2 separate regions of the Mus musculus genome follow, and region 1 is linked to region 2. Evidence: chromatin loops called from intact Hi-C (ENCODE). Cell type or tissue: left cerebral cortex. All regions are shown on one strand. Links, peaks and the distances in the headings refer to the core of each region. The heading gives the core; the rest is flanking DNA.

What was found. A loop is a pair of places that touch in the nucleus more often than their neighbours do. Peaks named below come from ENCODE experiments on the same cell type or tissue, not always from the same donor. Only the 100,000 strongest peaks of a DNase experiment are listed, where the experiment ranks them.
Region 1: it touches region 2 in a loop (2.3-fold over the local background); 4 of 42 quality-filtered maps call a loop at or near these places.

Annotation. Positions count from the first base shown.
Region 1 is chr14:41,034,111-41,037,037 of GRCm38, forward strand. No RefSeq gene overlaps it. Among named protein-coding and RNA genes, the nearest start is that of Prxl2a, 22 kb to the left of the region's middle. In left cerebral cortex, for the core only: a CTCF peak has its summit at 1,250 (motif pointing left); a DNase peak (open chromatin) is centred at 1,243.
Region 2 is chr14:40,790,210-40,793,136 of GRCm38, forward strand. No RefSeq gene overlaps it. Among named protein-coding and RNA genes, the nearest start is that of Sh2d4b, 100 kb to the right of the region's middle. In left cerebral cortex, for the core only: a CTCF peak has its summit at 1,624 (motif pointing left); a DNase peak (open chromatin) is centred at 1,610.

The DNA of each region.
Region 1 (2,927 bases), core at 108-2,607, 240 kb after region 2:
CTCTTTTGTTATAAAGAGAGAGACAACATGACTAAGGCAAGTTACAGAAGAAAGAGTTTATTAGGGCTTTACAGTACAGAGGGTAAGACCATGACCATCATAGCAGGGAGCGTGGGGACAGGCAGACAGATGTGGCACTGTGGTAGTAGCTGAGAGCTCATTCACAATTCTGAGACAGAAGCAGGGAGGAAAGAAGGGAAAGAGGAAGGGAGGAGAGACAGAGAGAGAGAGGAGGAGGAGGAGGAGGAGGAGGAGAGAGAGAGAGAGAGAGAGAGAGAGAGAGAGAGAGAGAGAGAGAGAGAGAGAGAGAGAGAGAGAGACTGAGTGAGCTTGGTGTGGGCTTCTGAAACCGCAAAGCCTGAACCCAGAGACTCACTTCCTTCAACAAGGCCATACATCCAAGTCCTTCCTAAATACTGCCATCAACTTGGGACCAAACATTCAAACATAACGACCATTCTCGTCCAAACTACCACACCATGCAAGTCACAACAAAGCTAAACTATAAATAGGATTCCACAGTGGTGAAAATGAAGACACAAAGTTGCTCATTTGCATATTAACAAGGTTTGCTTAAAATTATTTACTGCAAATGAAATTTTTGTGTATATGTTTTGAGTTTTATAAAGGGCTCAGAATCATGCTAGAGAATTTGAAGCAACATAGAAAAGCATAATAAAACACAAATTTAGTAGTAATCCTATCACTCAAAGGGCCATCTTTCTACACAGTTCTTTACACATACATTTAAATATATATGTACACATGCATATACATACAAGCATGTATATATAAACACATGAATGCATACATGCATGTACACACACGTGCTCACCCTTAGACGATGCATTTGTTAGGACAACTAACTTACTACATTATCACTCTTTCAACTACATAATATCCATAGTGGGATAGTTCAATAATGAATTTTGTTCAATCTAATTATATACCTGAAATATTTTAGAAAGGTGAGTACCATATCAAAATAATTTTTTATATAATCCCTTCTCTTACGGTTAAGTCCTCATCTGTGCCTTTTTATCTTGTTCTGTGAGGTTGCTTAAGGAAATGTTCAGATCTTTTAAGAAAATTCTAGATGCTAGTCAGATCTATACATCAGAATCTGGTGTATAAAGCAAGATTCTGGAGTTTAATCCACTAATTATGAAACCTGAAATGTTTACAGGAGATGGTCCTCAGGCCAGTAGCACCTCCTCACTTGCGGCTCTTGGCTCTATGCTGCCCCCTCGTGGTAAAAAGAGGTAACTGGAGCTGTTCTTAGCCACCTCCTCCAGTTAAGCCTGATTTTTTCCTTCTCCCTCGGGTATTTGAAAGAAAAGGAATTGTTTGATGACAAAACTTTCTGAGGAGACTCAACACACATCTACGCACACCAGATAGGGAACCCACAACAGACCCAAGTACAGATACCAGCAATGTCCAACTTGGTGAACTAATGAGTTTTACTGGTGTTACTTACAGGACTATGGGTGAGAGGCATGACTTATAGGAGCAGAAATGACTCAAAGGTAGATGTATCACACAAGCCTACCCCAGCACAGGTGACAGCTCAAAAGCCTAAAACCTTGAGCACACTGCACAGCCTATAGGCAGCTCAACAGGTCAGAGCGTGTTCTTTCCAGTTGGTCTAAGTCTCTTCTTGGTAGCTCAGCTTCGTTTTGCTTTTTCCAGACAGCTGGTATGGTCTCAGCATCTTCTTTGCAGCTTGGATTATCTGAGGGTCTTCTATTGTAGCCCAGCTTCTGCTCATCTGAGAGGGACTCTCAGTTTTTATTGTTACTCTGGCAGGGAGGGACCTAGTGAAGTCAGTTTCATGGACTTCCTGAGCTATTTTCAGTTATTTACCTTTCCGTTTCAGGAGCTTTCTGCAGGTTGGAATATTTCAGTCTCAGAAGGAACTGTTATACAACAGGGCTTTATTTAAATGCCGAACCCAATGAAATAAAGTTTTCAAGAAGATAACCCAATCCATTTTCTCTCTCACTGCCTTCCATATCTGCTCCCTCCCACCACCATACATATAAGGTTTTTATTTTATTTTATTTTATTTGCAGTTCCTCATTCCAGTTCCTGATAGATATTTAAATTATCTCAGTCCACAGATGAGGCTATTTTGGTGAATAACCTTGTGCATATATCTTGATGTATAAATGTATTAATCAGGGTTCCCTAGAGTAACAAAACTTAAAGGATGAATCTCTCTCTCTCTCTCTCCATATATATATAATATGTCATATTATATACATATCATATATATTATATACATCATATATATATATATATATATATATATATATATATATATTATTAGAATAACCTACCCAGCAATGGCTGCATATGAATGAGTGGAAGGTCCGAGAATCCAGTTGTTCACAAGGCTGGATGATTCAACTGGTCTTCAGGATACACTGGAATCTCAAAGAAGGAGGCTCTAATGCCAGTGAAGGAATGGGCTTGCTAGTGAGGGCAAGAGCAAGCAGGCAAAGAGCAGGGCTTCCTTCTTCCATGTCCTTTATATAGGCTACCCCCAGAAGGTATGGCCCAGATTAGAAGTGGGTCTCCCCACTTTCCCACCTCAGATGATTTAATTAAGCAAAAATCCCTTAAAAGTGTGCCCAGATAGTTTTGGGTTTTAGTTAATCCCAGTTAAAGTAAACTCTTCCTTCTCCAATTTGCTTTTGTTATAACAAAGAGAAATAGAACACCCTTGCTCTGAGGTGCTCCCCTTTTTGGAATGGGCAGGCACTAATTTCTTTGCCTCTCCATCATGAGTTGGTCATTGCTCCATACTATTAGATCCCCTTTCTCTTCCTCTAGAGAACCCTGACTAACTTACTCGATTGTCTGGCTTTTCTGCGAAGAGATGAATTGAGATACTGGAACCGACCTTCATAAAGGTGATTTCT
Region 2 (2,927 bases), core at 220-2,719:
CTTTTGGATGTTTTATTTCATGATTTTCTTTTCTGTTTTATATACTCACTCTTTTGTATCTTTGTCTGAGTGTTCATGTGTGTACACATGTGTGTGCATCGGTGCATGTGTGAGGGTTCGTATCAGATGTCTTCCTCAACTGTTCTCCGTGTTATTTTTGAGACATGGTCTGTCATTGGCCTGAAGCCATCCATTTCCACTAGGCTGCCATGCCAGTGAGCTCCAGTGACCCTCCTGTCTCCACTTTCCCATTGCTACAATTACATGCATATGCTGTTTCACACCATTTGGGGGGTTGTTTATTTGTTTGCTTGTCTTTTTAAACTTGGGTACTGGACATCAAACTCATATCCTCATGATGTACAAGTACTTCTTGACTGAGCCATCTTTGTGCCCCCCATATTCACTTTTATATACATTATAAAGTTAGAAATAATGCAAGTCATTAACTAGATGAGTTTGGGCATGGTGATCTGTGCACAGTGTAACAAAGGGATTTCCTTAATTTTGACTTATTGGAATGTTGCTCCTTAACATTATATTATGACCTTGCATTCTTGATTTCTCAAAGGCAGGATACGAACCCAGGACCCAAAGTTCTGATGGAATAAGCAGCAAAGTAAGCATTAGTAGCCAGGCCCCATGCTGCCTTTCCTCCTGAGCCTGAGGACAAGCTACAAGACTGCAGCTCAGCAGCGGTGCACCATGTTTGGTTTGGTTTTCTGCTGAAACTATTTACACCACTTCCTAGGAAACACAGACATTGACAAAAATCCCCTTTCCTCTTTGCCATAGTGCTACAAAGCCCCCATAGTGACGTTTTGGTGGTGGTGGTGGTGGTGGTGGTTGAGTGTTTGTTTTGGTTTTGATTTTTTGTTGTTGTTTTTACTTATTCATTTTACATCCCGTTCACTGCCCCCTCACTGACACCCCCTCTCACAATACTTCTTCCACCCACCCGCTCCTTTTCTCCTCTGAATGGGTGGAGGATCTCCTGGGTATGCCCTCCACCCTGACACTTCAATTCTCTGTTTCCTCTCCCACTGAGGCCAGACAAAGCAGCTCAGCTAGTAGAACACAATGCACCAACCCGCAACAGCTTTTGGGATGGTCCCCATTCCAATTGTTCAGGATTCGCATGAAGGTCAAGCTGTACATCTGCTACATATGAGCAGGGAGCCCTAGGTCCACCCCATGTATGTTCTTTGGTTGGTGGTTCAGACTCTTAGAGCCCCAAGGGTCCAGGTTAGTTGACTTTGTTGCTCTTCCTATGGAGTTCCTATCCCCTTCAGGACCTGCAATCCTTATTCCTATTCTTCCATAAGAGTTACCAAGCTCTATCCACTGTTTGTCTGTGGGTGTCTGCATCTGTCTGAGTCAGCTGTTGGGTGAATCTTGCAGAGGACAACATACTCCTGTCTGCAAGCATAACAGAATATCATTAATAGTATTAGGGATTGGTGCTTGTCAGTGGAATGGGTCTCAAATTGGACCAGTGACATTTTTAATCCATGTATTGCACCCTCCCTGTGACCCAGGTCTGAGCTTTCTGCCTTTGCTGCTATAAGGAGATCTCCATAGATGCTGGGAGAGATTCCACCAGTGCCACCTTCTGGCCACATAAAGTATCACAGGTCTGGCAGTTTCTGTGGTCTGTGATGAATATCTAAGAAAACTGGGAGAATTCTCCACCAGGAGAACTTAGAACAGGCATGCTCAGTGGCAATCAAGATTGAATCAAGACCTCGAAAAAAAAGAAATTGAGATAATGTAACTCAGACCAGTGCATTGAAATTCTGTATGCCCAAGCATCACTTGGAATCCTTGTTAAGATGCAGATGCCCATCAACTAGTAGGGTACAACCTGGAATCCTGAATTTCTCACAAGCTCCTAGGTGGTGCTACCCATAAGGGATTATATTCTGAGTAGCAAACAATCGATGTGGAAGTACACAGACTTCAGTACCAAATCCAAATGCTTAAGTGTCAATATTTTTATTTACCAGCTATGAAAACCCATCAAAAGGATCTCCATCCTTGAACTCTATATATTTAAAACAAGCATATCAACATGTACTTCACTGTGCTCTTGTGTGGCATGTAGAGATGACACGTAAACATCTCTGGTGCTTCTGGCACATAGTGATCAGGCAGGTAGCCCTTATCACCGCACTGATTTCAATCCAGGAGGTTAGTGTCTTCAACAATTTGCAGCCTACACACAGTATAGCTAAAGGGTTCTCATTTACACGGCGATGTAAATCACAGCATCTCGAAGTTATGGATGTCATAGTTTCATTTACGAGCCCCCTTGCTGCCAAGGTCAGACCCACCTACATCTGTAAACCCAAGGCTCACAGTCAGTTCACTTAATCGTGGTCTCGGTCGACCCTGATGAATGTGTTTGTTCTCTCATAGCCAAGCTGGAAAGACACAAAAGAACTAAGATTGATGCCTCATGGCCACACTGGAGGTGAGCTGTATTTCACATGTACTCTGAGCAGACACCAGAACGTGACCCGCAGGTAAAATGTCCTGTGATCACAAAGGGGGAAACATGGTGCTGTACAGCGCAGAGGGGCTATGTTCACATTCTGGAATCATCTCTCTGTAACCCAGCAATTTTCCCAGGTTATTGTAGCCTCAGTTTCCTCATCTGTAATGCAGCATAGTGATTACAGTGTGTATGTCTGCATAGAATACGTAGAAATTCATGGGAAGAATCTCTGGAGAGATGGTCCAGGGGTTAAGAGAACTGTCTGCTCTTCCAGAGGACCTGAGTTCAATTCCCAGCAAACCACATAATGGCTCACAACCATCTGCAATGAGATCTGATGCCCTCTTCTGTTGTGCATGAGAACAGAGTTCTCATAAATACAAAAGAAATATCTATATCCTTAAATTTACAAAAAAGAAAAAAGAGAACG